2 separate regions of the Mus musculus genome follow, and region 2 is linked to region 1. A link is a loop called in an ENCODE intact Hi-C map of the cell type or tissue named here. Cell type or tissue: gastrocnemius. All regions are shown on one strand. Links, peaks and the distances in the headings refer to the core of each region. The heading gives the core; the rest is flanking DNA.

Region 1 (8,327 bases), core at 56-8,055:
TCGATTAATTTTTTTTTAAAGGAGGTTTTATGGTAACCCCATTGTTTCTAAAACTAACATGCAGCTAAGTGCCCAATTCTCTTATGGACATGTCTGAATCTTCCATCAGAATAGGCTAAAACAGAAGCCCCGAATGACAGCCCAGTCAGACTTTACTTCCTTTCGCCTACTAGATGTCTCTGACAAAGGAGTTTGCTGGTTTCCAGTGGATCCCAGTCAAATCCTCAGTGCCCCTTTTCCGTCTTCCATGTTGATTAACATTTTGTCTCACATTTCCCTTCCTGTTGGTTAGTTTTCTGTCAACTTGACACAAACTAGAGTCATCAGAGAGGAGGGAGCTTCAGGTGAGATCTGGGTGTCAGGTATGGAGGTCATTTCTTTAATGTGGGAGGGACTAGCCCACTGTGTGTGAGGTCAAGTGGAATTGAATGTTTTTATATTAAAACTGTTACTTTTTTGGTATTCTGCCTTTTTTTAGTTTTGTAATCATACATCAGAATGGAAGTAGAGATTGAGTGCTTGATCGTGGCCAGCACGGCTCTGGCGGGGCTCGCCCTTCTTCCCCGTTCTCTCTCTTGCCTTTAGAGCACATTCCTTTTAAAAAAAATGATTTATTTATTTATGTATTTATTTTATGTATGTGAGTACACTATAGCTGTACAGATAGTTGTGAGCCTTCATGTGGTTGCTGGGAATTGAATTTTTTTTGGACATCTGTTCGCTCTGGTTGGCCCCGCTTGCTCAGGCCCAAAGATTTATTTATTATTATACATAAGTACACTGTAGCTGTCTTCAGACGCACCAGAAGAGGGCATCAGATCTCATTACGGGTGGTTGTGAGCCACCATGTGGTTGCTGGGAATTGAACTCAGGACCTTTGGAAGAACAGTCAGTGCTCTTACCCGCTGAGCCATCCTCCAGCCCTAGAGCACATTCCTAAAGCTAGCCATCAAGGTCCATTCCCTCATTTTGACCACTTCCTTCTCCTGAGGCTGACTTCTAAGGTCCAGCTATCAAAGTATTGAAGTCTAGCAATCAAAAGCCCCTTTTGGCTCACCTAATTAACAAGCCCAATTAAAATTAAACACCTCACCCTAACATGGGGTTTCCTCTTGTACCTTTATAAACTGCCATTTTCCTTTGGGTCACATCTGACTCCTGTATCCAGAGGCAGTCCTTTGTCCCCTACTCTTGGACCTCCCTTGTTCCCTTCCCCTTCTCTTTCTTTCTCTGTCTCATGGCCTTGTTTCTTATTCTCTGTTCTTTGTCTCCTTGGTATTGAGAAGTTGATCTTGGGGTGTCCTGAGTTGATTGGATCATTTCAGAGATAGAAAATGAAGAAATGTAGGTCAAAAGGTTTCTGTAAGAACCAGGATCCCAGCCTTCTTTATAAATGCAGTTAGTGATTGCTAGCGCTACCCTAAGGGAGAATGAGATGGAATCCTGTCCCTATGTCCTAACCACTTCCCTTTGTAAAGTGAGTTTTGATGGCTAGGGCTGGACAGGGAAGAGCTAGAACAGTGCTAGTTAGGACCATATAGACTGCACTGGGACACTATAGACTGTACCAGGACACTATAGACTGCACTAGGACACTGTAGACTGCACTAGGACACTGCAGACTGCACTAGGGCACTATAGACTGCACTAGGACACTACAGACTGCACTAGGACACTACAGACTGCACTAGGACACTGCAGACTGCACTAGGACACTGCAGACTGCACTAGGACACTACAGACTGCACTAGGACACTGCAGACTGCACTAGGACACTGCAGACTGCACTAGGACACTACAGACTGCACTAGGACACTGCAGACTGCACTAGGACACTGCAGACTGCACTAGGACACTACAGACTGCACTAGGACACTACAGACTGCACTAGGACACTACAGACTGCACTAGGACACTACAGACTGCACTAGGACACTACAGACTGCACTAGGACACTGCAGACTGCACTAGGACACTGCAGACTGCACTAGGACACTGCAGACTGCACTAGGACACTACAGACTGCACTAGGACACTACAGACTGCACTAGGACACTACAGACTGCACTAGGACACTGCAGACTGCACTAGGACACTGCAGACTGCACTAGGACACTGCAGACTGCACTAGGACACTGCAGACTGCACTAGTAAAGTGTCAGTGCATTGCCTTTTTTCCAGCCCACACTGCCCTGGGACATGGAAAAGCACCCCCCCCCACCCTTTAATTTGATGATCACAGCTTTGAACCCCTGTGGCTGGCTCTCTCTTACTTTTCTTTTTTTGTTTGTTTGTGTTTTGGTTTTTCGAGACAGGGTTTCTCTATATAGCTCTGGCTGTCCTGGAACTCACTCTGTAGACCAAGATGGCCTCGAACTCAGAAATCCGCCTGCTTCTGCCTCCCAAGTGCTGGGATTAAAGGCGTGCGCCACCATGCCCAGCTCTCTTACTTTTCAATGGGGAAATTTAACCTAGGGCCTCTGTGCAAACTGAAGACCTGACTGTTGTGTGGTATGTTTTCAGGGCAAGGGTTTATTGTAGATATGAGGGAGAGGACAGCTAGAGGCAGCTGGAGGCCAGCATGAGCTTTGCAGTGCTCATAGGCACCACAGGTAACCATATGTCCCTATAAGGGAAATGACTTCTTTGGTAGATGGGAGACAGTTTCACAAGTTCCTAAGGAATGCTGGCTTTTATCTGACTGCCAGAAATCCTCTTACAGTCCAGGTTGAGCCCATCGTGGATATTTGGATAGCCTTTTGGAGTTTCCTTTGGATTAGACATCCTCACTGCCCATGCTGGGCAAGCATTCTGGCAAGGGTCAGCATCTGCAACCCTCTTAAATATGTGCGTTTCCTTCAGTAGTTAGCTAGCATTGTGGTTGCCGTCACTGCTCAAGCTAATGCATTAGAAATGTTAATATATTATTTGCTTTTAATGTCAAACTTGCTTTTTACTCATTCTTTATTAGGCTTTGCTTATGTGGAGGTTAGTGGTAATTGTTCATTCAAATAGAACTTGAGGATTTATTTATATTTTTCTTCGAATTAAATAAACAACAACAGTTTAGATGGAAAATGTCAGAGAAAAGAATTGAAAAATCATATTTTAAAAATTTCCGTTTGTACATAATCTTATCTTTTATAAGGCAAAGGAGGTTACAACACGTAATGGAACGGACGGAGACTTTGGAATTATTGCGGGTTTCATTGTCCTCAGGTTTCCGTTGCTATCCTGTTTCACATTACTACAGAAAATGGCCAGTTTGAGTTTTATGACTGTAACTAAAGGCTAAATGTAACAGTGACTTTTGAGTGGTGAACACCTGTTATCCATGAACTTTGTCTGACTCCCTGGCTGGCACGTTCTTGGTAGATGACAGTCCAAGTTTGGGCCACCACTGTGTTTCTCTGTCTTCTGTCTGAAGCCTTTCATCCCCTTGGCCTTGCCCACTGCCAACCACCTGTATCCGTCAGTCTCCTCCTCATGGGTAGGGAAAGAAAGGGTGAGGATTGGAAGTTGCGGGGGTCTCGTCAAGTCTTTCTGAGGCGCCGTGACAGTGAAACAGTTCACAGGAGCAGAGTGAGGGTCGCCGCGTGTGACCGGACTGCCCTGAGTCACTGCCATCCTCTGCTGTTTTAGACTGTTAATTTACTTGTAAATATGGTGAGTGTGTGCATGTGTGCAAGCAGGAGCACGTGGAGTCAGAGGCCAGCTTTGAGGAGTCGGTTCTCCCTGCCACCACCGCAGTGGTCTTGAGCTTAGGTTCCGAGGCGTGGCGGTGAAGCCCGCTCCTCCTGACGGTCTGCCAGACCTGTTGGTTTCGTTATCGCTTTTGGTCAGTTTAACTCGAAGTTGACTTTGAAGAGTTGTTTTATTTTTAAAACACCGTGAGGAAGCTTACTGACTTTTAAGTTCAAAGGATAGTTACTATTTAAAACGTTACACCTGCGAAGTGCTGTCAGCAGAGGCTGCTAGAGGCTTTCTTCTAGAGAACTCTGTTTCCACTGGGCTTCACTGAGGGTGAAGACCTCATTCTCCGAAGTGGGCACTAGGGGGAAGGAGAGACATTTTTATTCCAATTGTCTCCTATTTAGAGAGGAAGAGAAAGTGTTTTTTTTTTTTTTTTTTTTTTTAGAGCCAGGTCTGGCTGGCCTTGAGTTTGTGAATCTCCCCTTTCCCTCCCATGTGCTAGGATTACTGGTTCACACCATCGTGCCTAGCCAGACCTTTGATAAATAATAACTTCTATAAACTGTCACAAGTGACTTGTAGACTGAGACAAAGGCTGGAATAATTGTCTCGTCTTAGAGCGTTTTAGCTAATAGATTCTTATTTAGGGTACACTTTATCGGCACATGGGCACTTTATATCATGATGTTATTTGTAAGGTCAGAGGATACTCATTTCTCTACTCACACTAAACAACGGAAGTCTAATCTTGTCATGTCCCTACTCTCAAGCCTCTAGTTCATGCCTATCATTTGTAAGCAGTCCAGGTCCCTTGCCTTGGCCTCTGAGGTCTAGCTTAACTTGATTCCTACAGAAATTTTAGACTTTATCCCCTTTATTTTCCTGACCTGTTCATGTCTCTCTAGCTATGTTGTCCTCTCTGCTTTCCTTTAAGCAGCAGAATGGTCCAGGTGGAGCCTCTGCTTTTTTCTGTCCTGTATCTGCATGGTGCCCAAAGCTCTTGGTGCCCCCTTGTCTCGCTTGGATCTTTGCTTCCGTTGTAGTTCAAGTCAGTGACCCCTTGGCCTACTGCTCTTGTCCGTGCTCGACAGTGCTTCAGTCTTCTGGAGGTCTTGACTCCTGGCCCGTTGTCTCTTTTCTACCCAGAGTAAGCATTCACATTGTCTTGGGACTACTCTATCTCCAGTGGCCATAAAGGTACCTGGCATCAAGGAGGCCCCTCAGAAATACTGTTGAATGACAGAATGGCCGTTCTTGCTACTGGTCACTTTTGTCTCTAGGTACTTCACTAAATCATGCCAAATCTGGTCTCTTCTCAGTTTTGCTTAGAGGCACTCAGGCAGGATGACTCTACCACAGTTATCTTGGCAATGCCATTTTAAGCCCTTATCCAGTCAAGTTCTTTCTGCCTCTGAGCAATCTGATTTTGTTCACCAATCATCTAGTAACCTTCTGTTGAGTGTACCACGATCGTCGGGACCCTTTCTCCTTTCTTTTCCCTTCCCCTCTTCTATTCGTTTTAAGTGTGCATGTCTGTGTAGTGTGTATGTATGTGTGTGGTGTCTGGTATATGCACCTGTATGTGTGCTCTGCTCTGTCATACTCCACCTTATTCCCTTGAGACACTCACACTCACTCACTCACTCACTCACTTGTTCTCTCTCTCTCTATCTCTGAATCTAGAGCGAGGCTTACAGGCAGCAGTCCTCAGGAGTCCTCTCATCTCTGTCTCACAGCGCTAGGTCACAGGGTTTATTTTTAATGTGGGCTTTAAGTCCAAGTCCTTATGCTTGCCTAGCCTAGCTCTCGCTCACTCAGCGACTTCACTAGCCCCTTTATTCTCAGTGATCAAGGTCTTCTGGGGAGGGTGCACTAGTGCATGTAGATAATACAAGGCATATTTCAAATACAATTTTTTTAACGTGTAAATATCCAAACCTACATTGTGGTAAACATCTGTCAAGATAATGTGTATGTGAATTGCAAATGTTGCTGATGTAAAGTTTCACTATGTATGTGGAAATGGTGTTTGAGATGTTCTCTGCTTCATCAAAACCATGTCAGAGGAGGACCTGATTGTGTTAGAGTGGCTAGTTGAAGAACAGCATGGTTGAGTGTGTTAGAATGTATGGGCTAAGAGGCTCAGAGGGAGCTGCGTGAGGGCTTTCATGACCTTCCGTTTTCTATTCTGGTGGTGCTTGCCTGGAATCTCAGGACTTGAGCCATGCTGCAGGAGGATTAAGAGTTCAAGGCCAGCTTTGGTAATAGTATGAGTACAGCCTTGGCTACAAAAGACCACCTCGCAGAAATACAAATAGAAAGACAGAAGAACAAAACCAAACAAGATATGAAAACTATAACTGATCAAACAAAAGGTAGCTTTTTAGATAATAATCCTGCCAAAGTAAATTATATAAAATTCAGTTCCCATGTCATAATAATGTTACTTTGCAATCCATAATTCATTGTGCACTCGGTTTGGAGGGTGGCTTTCAGGAGTTAGTTCTCCCTCCCATCCTGTGGAATCTTGGATCTACCCCAGTATACCTTTTCCCCCTGCAGGGCCTCTTCAGCTCCTAAATATGATTTAGTTAAAAAGTTCACTGTGTACTTTAAATGATAACTTAAAATTCTGTTTTTAGAGGAAATACACTTCTATCTAAAAGTTTAGGTTTCTTTTTAAGATTTTAATCAAACCTTGTGTTTTTCTGAGAAAAATGTGGTTTTCCATTTGACCACCTCTCATGGTCATGAAAGACTGCCTTGGGCATCTGGTTTGTATCGTCTCATTTCTCCCCACAGTGCGCCTTGTCCTCTGACTCAAGACCTTCTTGGCTTCTCTTCCTGTGGCATGCCCTGTCTGCTCTCACTGAACCTTCCCCATTGCACCTAAGGATAATTCCTACCACCACCATCTTTTACACTGTGTTAAATTCCTTTCTCTTCATCTTTTATTCTTGTTTTTGCCTCTTCCAGTTCTTGTTCTCTTCCTGTATATTCCTCATCTTTTGGCTACTTTACTTATGTTTCATTTTACCGTAAAAGGTTTCATTTGGGTGTGGGTAATCAGGGTCCCAGTATGTAGCTGAGGCTGGCATTGAGTTTGTGATCTTCCTGCCTCCGCCTCCTAAGCGTTGGTATTACAGGTTAATCCCCGACGTTCAGTGAAGATGGTGTCAGCAGTGGCAGCTGCTCTTCTGTTTTGTTTTCACAACTGGATATAGTGTAATCAAAGTTATCCCTGTTTCTCTGTCTCAGTTGTTTTAGTTGTGTTATGAGTTGATCTTTTCAGCTAGTGACCATTCCCAAAGAATGGAAGTCATAGGATGCTGTGTTATGTGCTTCTCTGACTGTTGGAGAAGATGCCCACGGAAACTGACTCATCACCTTTTCAGTTCGGCAGGTGTAAGCACAGTGTGTGGAAGTCAAACAGAACAAGCACTCTTTGCCCTTTGCCCCATGTGTGGGTGTGTAAGCTAGTTCTGCTACACCAGCAGTCAACAAGCCCCATCTCCATCTCCCCGATTTGGAATTGTAGGCACGCAGCACTTTGCCCTGCCTTTTTTTTTTTTAATATTTTTTTATTATGTATTTTCCTCATTTACATTTCCAATGCTATCCCAAAAGTCCCCCATAGCCCCCCCCCATTCCCCTACCCACCTACTCCCACTTTTTGGCCCTGGCGTTCCCCTGTACTGGGGCATATAAAGTTTGCAAGTCCAATGGGCCTCTTTGCATTGATGGCCGACTAGGCCATCTTTTGATACATATGCAGCTAGAGTCAAGAGCTCCGGGGTACTGGTTAGTTCATAATGTTGTTCCACCTATAGGGTTGCAGATCCCTTTAGTTCCTTGGGTACTTTCTCTAGCTCCTCCATTGGGGGCCCTGTGATCCATCCAATAGCTGACTGTGAGCATCCACTTCTGTGTTTGCTAGGCCCCGGCATAGTCTCACAAGAGACAGCTATATCTGGGTCCTTTCAGCAAAATCTTGCTAGTGTATGGAATGGTGTCAGCGTTTGGAGGCTGATTATGGGATGGATCCCTGGATATGTTTGCCCTGCCTTTTAAGTAGTTAAAAGGTAGGTGCTGGGAACTTGAACTCAGGTCCTCATACTTACATGGTAGTTATTTTACTGACTGAGCCATCTCTCTTATTTAAGTTTTATATTTCTAAAGTTCCATATTTAGAGACTAGCAAACCTGTGTAAAAGCTGTTCCAATAGAACTTTCTAAAATTTGTCTCCAGACCTTGATCCTTGTCTGGAAGAACATTTGTTCGCTTCATTGTTTGCTAGGAGTGCAGCTGATTGTGAGTTTGACACAAGAGCAAGACCAGCAGCATGACTCCATGGCCCCCAGGCCATGTTGATGTGGTCTCACTGTCTCCTGCCATTCCCGAATAGGTGTTTTTTTCTCACAGTGTGGCAAGCTGTAGACTACAATCAGCTTTTTTTTTTCCATTAAATGAAGTAATTAGTGGCACAATATTTTTTTTTTTTTTGATTTACTTTTTTTTTTTTTTTTTGAGTGAATTTTTTTCTGTGTAATTCTGGCTGTCTTAGAACTTGCACTGCAGACCAGGCTGGCCTGGAACTCAGAGATTTGCCTGCCTCTGTCTCCTGAGTGCTAGG
Region 2 (8,287 bases), core at 1-8,000, 250 kb after region 1:
TTCTGAACAGAATTGACACTAGGCAGATGCTAGCTCTGGAAATGGAGGTCCTTCTGTGTTTTCTCTCTGGCTGGCCTTTCTCACAAAACTCCTTGCAAGTGCAGTTCAGGATGAAAATGCAAGAGGGTTTTAGCAAGGCACAGTAAAATAGCCTTAAAAGAAAGATCCTGCTGTGTATTCTTAGAGGGGCAGGGAAGTAAGGGGTTGGGGGCAATGTGTGTGTGCCCTGGTTGTGGTTGTGATGGTGGCGATAGTGGGATATTTGTTGATGAGAATGATAAAGGGACACTATTCCACATCCTCTGTATTTGCAAGGCGCCTGGAAACCCTTGGGCAGCGGCATGCAGCTGAGTACCCTTAAGGGCCTCCCAGCCCTTCCCACTTAGTGGAGAGGCGCACAACCTTCCCGGCTGGCCCGGGTGACTGCGTGCGTGCATGCTGCGGTAGGGTGCCCTGGGGTCCGCCGGATGATGCCCCCGGGGAGGGAACGGTTCTTACAGTCACTGGTCAGCGCGAAGGGCACGCGGCGGTGGCCGAGGGAGTGGTCTTCAGCGGGCGCTTCGAGAAGCCTCTTACCGGCGGGCAGCGGGAAGGCAGACGCGGTGTGGAGCAACACCAGGCAGACAGCCACGACATCCCATAACTTCATCTTAGAGTCCCGTCCGGCGGCGGCACCTGCGCGGGCGGGCAGCGGGGAAGAGAACCGCACCAGGCAAGTTAGGCTCAGACGCCCAGGACCCTGGTGCTGACTGCAGGGCAGCCTCTTCACCACTTCCCTGCCCCCCCCCCCAACCTGCTCCCAACTCACAGCCTCTCCGCCCGCACTGCTTTTGATCGGTGCTTCCCTAAGCACCCCGCCCTTGTTCTGGTTTACTGCCCGCCCATCTTCCTTCATCCCTGGTACACCCCAGGTGCAGCTCGCATTCCCAACGGGTGCACTGCTGACCACTCTTCGGTCCTCCAGCCTCCAACTTCCAGAGGTCAGATTATGGACATAAATTTATACCACAACTCCGGGCCCGTTGCTTCTACTGGCTCGCGCGACATCCCATATTCCCGGGGGGCGGGGGCGCACGGGGTAGCCCCCATCTGGCTACCTTTGCCCGGCCCTCGACAGACAGAGACCACCCTTCCCCTCCCCAGCAACTCCCATATGTGAGCTCTGGAAGCCATCCTTTCGCTGATGCAAACAACAGGCTTTTTACCTCTGGGACTAAAATCAAGCTCACCTATCTGTCCCAGGCTGGACCTTTCTTCTAACTAGGCAGGGTGTAGGCTCAGGCTTGGTGGAAACACTTGCCCTCCCTCTGTCTACCTTTTAAACATCCTGGCTAAGTGAAAGAAAAAAATGTCACCAGAACAAGTTCATGTGACTTTGCAGACTCTGGCCTGCATAAAAGTGCCAAGTTAAGTCACTTAACTTCGGAAGCATCGGTTTGGCTTAAAATACCAGTTCCACTTCTTAGGATCATTAACTCACGAACAAGTCCAGAAAGTGCCCAATAAATGTTTTACCACTGTTAGTAGGCGGCGACTGGATCTATCTTGACATTTAAAGCCCTCCGTGGTATACCCGAACACGCCCTTGATTTTAGTTTTGCAGCTTTGTGAAGTTTTGGTCCTAATTCTGTCCCTCTCAGCAGAGATGCTATCTTTCGGTTCCCCTAGCTACTCCAGGACCCAGGACCGTAGTAAGAGTCCTGAACACCGAGTCCTTTGGACTCTTAAGACCTCACATCTCTAGAAAGGAAGAAGGCCTTGCAGTCTGGGGTGAGCTTGCTAATAAAGAAGGCTATGTTCACTTGGCGAAAAGTCCCATCCAAAGAGACGGGGGAAGAGAGATTGAATCACTTCGGGTATGGTGGTACTCTGTCACTCACAAGTCCCGTTGTTCCAGCATGGGGAATTGGCTGGGGAGCATTCTCAAATCAGGTAAATCATGCATTTTGAGAAAACAGTCTTGACATTTTTAATGGGGGAGGGCAAATCAGTTTTCAGGTACACACACACACACACACACACACACACACACACACACCTCCCTGCACCTTTCCTATTAGTCTCCAGGCTTTTGCTTCTCTCTCCTTTCCGGGGTACATCCCTCCCGCCCCTCACAATCTCCACCCAGAATTCCAGTCTAGGTCCCTAGATAAGGCCACTAGGAAAGCATTTAATTCGGCTGCCACCTCCCACTGCTGCGGAGACGAATTCATTTTCCATCCCTTGGGCGTCTGTTTTCTCCGCAGCTGTTGGGTTCGGAGATTGGGAAGCGACGGAACCACACAGCTCCGGGGTTCCGGCTGCGCGGGCTGGCTCGAACACCCCAGAGGAGGGGGAAAAAAAAAGACTCCCCTGGCTCCCGCCCCTCACGCAGCAGTGCAGAGAGGCGCTTCGCGAGCGGGGAGCGGGGGGGGGGGGGGAAGGCAAGGCCTCCGGGGTGCTAGCTTTGCCAGCTCTCGGGTGCGTGCGAAATGGCTGGCAGTCCCGAGCGGCAGGGAGGCGCGGGGTTAAGGCGCGGTCCTGGATCGCCGTGCCGGTCGGCAGGAAGCGGCGGAGGCACCAGATTTCCCTTCCGCATTAAGAGGGTTTTCCTATTTATTTATTTATTTATTTATTTATCTATCTCAGTTTGGCTCACGGAAAGCTTTTAAAATTGGACATGGCGAGCCTCGATCAGAAGCGAGGCGACGCTGGCAAAGGAGGAAAACACTTGAAACATTCACTCTCTGCCTCGCCAAAGGAGACTCTCCATCTTATTGTAAGCGGGCAGCATCGGGCTTCCCGAAAGCACCCCGCCCCCAATCCCGAGGAGGTGCAGGAACACTCTTCTCTGAGAGACGCGGGACCCGCTCTTCGCTCCTCTCTGAGCCGCTCTTTAATTGGTGGCACTTGCTCCCCCCCAACACCCGGGTGGGGATGGGGTGTGCATCTCCCTGGATGCTCTTCCAAGGAGTCCATCTGGGCCCCGCCCCGCATCCCTACTTTTCTTTTTACCGATTTCTACCCTGAAGCGTTGGCCAGACCAGTTCCCGCCGCGCGTGGCCTTTGCTGCGCGTGCTTAAGGCACCGGCCCGCGCGGGGTACCAAGCTTTTACTCCGAGGTTGACTCTGCTAAGTGAACCCCATTCTCTCTCGGACTTGGAAAGCCGGTTCTACTCTGCATCTGGGATCAACTCATCCCAGCGGGGCAGAGGGATCGCTCTGTGCATTTGGGCACCAGGTGGGACCTAGGACGGGGGCTGAAGGATGCTCAGAAAAGCCGCGGTAGGGACTGCCAAATCGCCGCTCACCAATTCTGAGTTCCCGGCACCAGGGGGCACTAGAAACCGCTCGGGCCTTGTCTTCCCGCGGCGGGTAGGCTGGATTGTCATTTAAAAATATAAAACAGTAGAAGAACCAATGTTTCTACCACATATCCCCATACTAGTGCAGGGACCTATAGACGTCCTTATGTGAATCCTCACTTTTCGGGTTTCTATTCTTTGATTCTCTTTCCCCATATCCTGTCTCCTCATTTCACCTGAGGTGGTTGGCAACCTACTTTTAGACCCCCTAATCCTCTATCACCTAGAAAACTCTGCAGTGGGTGGCCGCTCCCTGCCACCAGTGCCCCCCCCCCCCCCGCACATTTTGGGGCTAGCAGGCTGGAAAGTTTGTCTGGGATTTGCTTTCAAGACCTGGTGGCCTGGGAGGAGAGTTTACTATAAATTCGGGTGTTTCCTGTAGGGTCTGGGCAGAAATTACTAAAAGATCTGTTGCTTGTATTCACTGTGCTCAGTGTCCTTGACTGAGGACGCATTCTCTTACCACTGCCCTATAAGTGGCCAGCCCAAGATGGAGAAAGGGAGAAAATATGGGATGCTTCCCGGGGAAAAAAGCCAGGGGTGGTTCTGTTTATTAGAGGAGCCAAGGTAGAGTTCTAGGCCCCAGAGCACAAGAATCTCGTGCAGATGCGGGCTAGAAACGCCGCGGGCTAACCGGACACTACACACTTGTCACTTGTTTAAAAGACACCTCCCCCACCAAAGCTCAGAGAGAGGGAGGGCATGGTCAGGGCAAGAAAGAAACTGCGAATCCGTCTTTGGAGGTTTGGAGAGAGGAGGAGCATAATTACTGGGCTAGTTGCATCTTAAACACGTATTCAAAACACCGAGGAAGCGTGAGTCGAGCGCTCTCTAACATATTCCCTAAAGGAACTGGCAGAGTTGCCTTTATCCCGGTCAAAGAGCACAAACTTGGCGAACTCAGGGCTAAGTTAGACAAGCTTCCCGTGGTGTACCCATCCGCCCTGCAGGCAGATTCTGCTACAGGCAAGATTGCAAGCAGGGAGGAACCTGTTAAAGTGCCTTCCTACTCCCGATTCATGGGTTCCTTTTCCCTGCGTGGGGCTGGAAACCATCCCCATTCAAAATCTGCCTTGAAGTGGTACAAAGTAGTGTGTGGGTGGGGGTGAGGGGGTGTTGGGGGAAGAGACACAGAGTGCCAAAGAGAAGAGGAAGAGGTAATTAAAACAATCACCCCAAGGCCTGGCGGGGACCTGGAGGGTTCCTAAGAGTCTTTCCAGACAGAATCCTAAGGCCGAGGCGCTCGCTGTAAGGAGCTACTTCCCTAATCTCGACCCCGCATAAGGGCATTTACAAAGTTGAAGCAAAAGGCCAGAGGAGGGGAGGAATTCCGCTTTGCAAAATCTCTCTAGAGGAGGCGAGCCCTCTATTTTTAGGTTCACAGCACCTTTGCAGCCCTCCTTCCCAGGGCTTAGCTTTCTCCCAGAACAGACCCAAACAAGCTCAACAGTAAGTAACATTCCGAGCTATGATAACGCTGCAGTTGCACTCTGGAAAAGACGCTGGCTGCGGTGGGTTAGTAGCTAGCCAAGTCTCGCACGCTGGGTTCCAGGACTGTACAGAGCGAGGTAGGGGAATTACCCTTCTCTGGCTTTTCAGGGTTCCAGGACACCAGGGTCTCTGTCTGTACTTTTTTTGTTCAAGCGGAAAAGACAACCTATCCTCCGCAAGTCTAGCCTCCCTCCGGTTCCTAGCCTTCCTACTTTACACTCGGTCGCCCGCTTGGGGTCCAGCCGCGCCCTTCTGCCTTCAGACGACGCAACCGCCGCCCGCCCTGTCCCCTCCAGCACGTTTCCCTCTCTTACCTCGGATCCGGTCTCCGTAGACCCCCAGTTGGACATTAACTCCAAGTGGCCCGAATCCCATCCAGGAGACCCATCCGGACCTCGGGCAGGAGCGCGGGGCCCCGCCCAGAAGGTCGGGAGCAAGAGCACGCAATCCAGGGGTCGCGCCGGGCAGCGAGGACACGCAGGAGGCGGCGGCCACCGTGCCAGCCGCCGCCGCCGCCGCCGCGAGGAGGGCGAAGGCTGCCGACACCTCGCACACCGGCCTCCTGGACCCCAAGAAGACTAAGTCTGAGCAGCCGCCCCTGCCTTGGCTGAGGAGTGGCACGGCTGCGCGCGCGGCGCTCGCTCTGGGCTGGAGCAGCACGGGGCCCCGGGCGCTGCGGGTGGCTCCGAGGCGGTCGCCTCACTCTGCACCTCCTCGGGGCGCGGTGGCTGCGAGTGCGAGGCGGGCCTGTCTGATGCTGCCGAGGTCTTGCCTGGAGATCCGAACGAGACACCACGTCAAACCGCGCTGGCAGTCCCTTGAAGACATGAGGGCGCCAGGAGCGCAGGCTGGCCGTGGAGAGCCCGGGCCAGAGGGCCGGGATTGGGGAGTAGGGGGGCGCCGAACCGGGAGGGGGGAGGGGAGGGGGTCCGGCGGCAACGGCGGCCTGAGTGTGGGGGAGGGACGGAGATCCGGGCAAAAGGCACCGGAGCTGCGGGAGCCCGGTGCGGGGTGCGAGTGGGTGACTCCGAGAGCCTCTTCACGGGGCTTGCAGGAACCGCGGCGGGGCTCGCGTTTTCTAGCAGGGTAGATCCACAGGAACGTGCGCTGAGCTCGGCTCACAGCAGCCCCAGGGGGCAATCGCAACTTGGTAAAAGCGTCTGGCGCTCCGAGGGAGGGCGCTCTGCCTGCTGGAGGCTACCTCGGCGCTTTCCTCGTCCCCTTCGAAGGCTGTCCTTCCTCCTCCGAGTGTCCTGCCCTCCCGGTTTTCTGCAGGACAGAAGGCAGGGGCGAGAAGACAAGCAGCCTGCACCGAGAAGTTTTCCCAGCACCGAGAAGAAGAAGCGCGGAACAGCCGAGAGAGGAGAACAGAGTGTTTGCCAGGGCACGCTGCAAGTGGGGATGCATTTATAGAGCTCTCACTGCGTGACGTGCCCTCCAGTGGCTTTTCTGATTCGCTTTCTGACCTAAACACACATTAGTTTAGTCCCCAGGCTAGGGCCAACACGGTCTCCAAATATCTGCTGGCTGAAGTCAGAGGCTTTGCATATCATGTATTACATGGCCGGCAATGAAGAAGGCTTCTGAGGTTGGCCGGCTTCTCAGACCTAGGCTTCATTTCCATGCTGTTGTAATACAATACCAGACGTGGGGTAGGCACATACATTCAAAATCACAATTCCAGAGGCGTAAGATCACTTGATCAGGGAGAGGTCAGGGAAGGTAGGGCATAAACCTGCCTTTGTTCAAGAGTTTTGAAAAAGTTATTTGGCGAACCTAAGCAAGGACTGGGTGCAGTTTCCAGCGAGAGGGACTCAGCCTTCCTTCTAGCGCTCTGAAAAAAGGGGGAGAGGACAGACCTTTTTCTGCATTTTCTCCTGTTGGTTAGCTGAACACCAGAAGCCAGGAGCCTTCTTTGTAGAGGACAAGAGGAGGACAGGCTCTTGCACCCTTTGCATATGGCTGAACTGTAAATACGTCCCATCCACATAGGTATGGAATCCGGTCTGTCTTTGATATGTGCTAAATAAGGTAGGTCTCTGCTAGGGAAACCTGTTTACCGGCAGCCACCGACCGGGCTTGAATGTAGTAGGACCTCCTTAATTTTATTAGTCGGAGAAGGTGAAAGCATAAACAGGCTCAATTGACATCTACACCCCTCTCCTCTTATGACTCATCCAGTTGTTGGGGAGTATGTGTTCTGGAAGAAGCTGAGACAATAGATAGGGGTAATGTGTGTGGCAATGTGGGGGGGAAGATGACATATTATTACAAGTACCCAGAGTCAAAGATCAGCCACTTTAGAGGCTTATCAGTGAAGTTATTGTGGGCAGGGAAATTGTTCTTTCTAACTTACTGTGATTGAGAGATTAAACCTAGTGCAAACCAGCTCTTTCAACAACACCTTGCAGGGAAGCAAGGATGCTCTCTGTTGTCTACAGAGTGTGATGGGTGCTTCCTTCTTTGATAGATGCATAGTAGCAGTGTACATGGGCTTAGAAATGGGCTGAGGGAAAATGTATCCATGTTCAGTCCAGCATTATTTTGGAATCCAAAGCTGACTTGAATCAGTGCTGGGTTTTTTTTTAAATCATATATGATTTTTAATTTTTTAATTTTTCATTTTAAAGCTTTTCACTAGGCAGGCCCGAAAACAAAACAAAACGAAACAACAGCAACAGTAACAACAAAACGCCTGGACTTATTTAGCTCTTGCTGTGTGCTAGGCCTTGAGTAGTGTGTTGATCAGGTGAGGGGCTCCAGGGGACAGTTGCCACTGAGTTAACTGTGGAAGGAAGGCTGACCGGAATCTCCTCCACTCAGCCACGTGTCACCCAAAAGCCTTCCGGAAAGGCCACTCAGCCAGGCCTCACGAAAACTGGATTGAAGTCCAGGAACTGGAAGGTCATTCAGGATGCAGCTCTGGGCTGGGGTTATCCGTCTGCCCCCTCAAAACCAGGCATCTGCCTGTCCCTACTAACGGGGCTTAGCTGCCTGGACTATTCAGCTCCTCGCTCACTCCCTGATTTCCTCCTGGTGTTCTTTGGCTTCTGCTCCTGCTACCAACTGCAGAGCTCTCTGTTGATCTCCCATTTAAACTTCTTTAGTGCAAGTATCTGCTGCTAGGCACTCACAAAACATTTGAGCTGGACTGAACTTCTTAATCAGGCCTCCTCGGAGATGCCAGGTCGCCCTGGAGATGCGCAGACCTCAGATCAGGTGCAATGCCTGGGCCAGCCATCTGAATCCAAATTGTTCATGTCTCAGAAACAACAGCTTCGGCCCTTTGCTGAGGGCCCTGTCTGGGGTCCCTTTCCACTTTCCTTGTACAGTGGTTGTTCACACAGAAAAAGCTGTGTCAGTGGCAGACACTTGGAGTCTTAGCTGTTCCTCTGTTCAACAACTTCCTTCCTTCATAAGCTTACCCGTTCATATTAGTTTCTTATCACTGA

The links. Hi-C counts contacts between places; a loop is a spot of excess contacts. Peaks named below come from ENCODE experiments on the same cell type or tissue, not always from the same donor. Only the 100,000 strongest peaks of a DNase experiment are listed, where the experiment ranks them.
Region 2: it touches region 1 in a loop (2.2-fold over the local background); 3 of 42 quality-filtered maps call a loop at or near these places.

The regions. Positions count from the first base shown.
Region 1 is chr15:8,061,126-8,069,452 of GRCm38, reverse strand. All of the region lies in intron 5 of Wdr70 (WD repeat domain 70), which reads left to right. Among named protein-coding and RNA genes, the nearest start is that of Wdr70, 34 kb to the left of the region's middle. In gastrocnemius, for the core only: a CTCF peak has its summit at 3,966; a DNase peak (open chromatin) is centred at 3,711; H3K4me3 peaks cover 857 bases; H3K27ac peaks cover 564 bases.
Region 2 is chr15:7,807,977-7,816,263 of GRCm38, reverse strand. It overlaps Gdnf (glial cell line derived neurotrophic factor), which reads right to left and starts at 714. Exons shown (of 2, transcript NM_001301357.1): 1 at 499-714. The coding sequence starts at 649. In gastrocnemius, for the core only: CTCF peaks have their summits at 3,314 (motif pointing right) and 6,082; DNase peaks (open chromatin) are centred at 3,283, 5,191, 5,594, 5,912 and 5 more places; H3K4me3 peaks cover 4,574 bases; H3K27ac peaks cover 1,107 bases.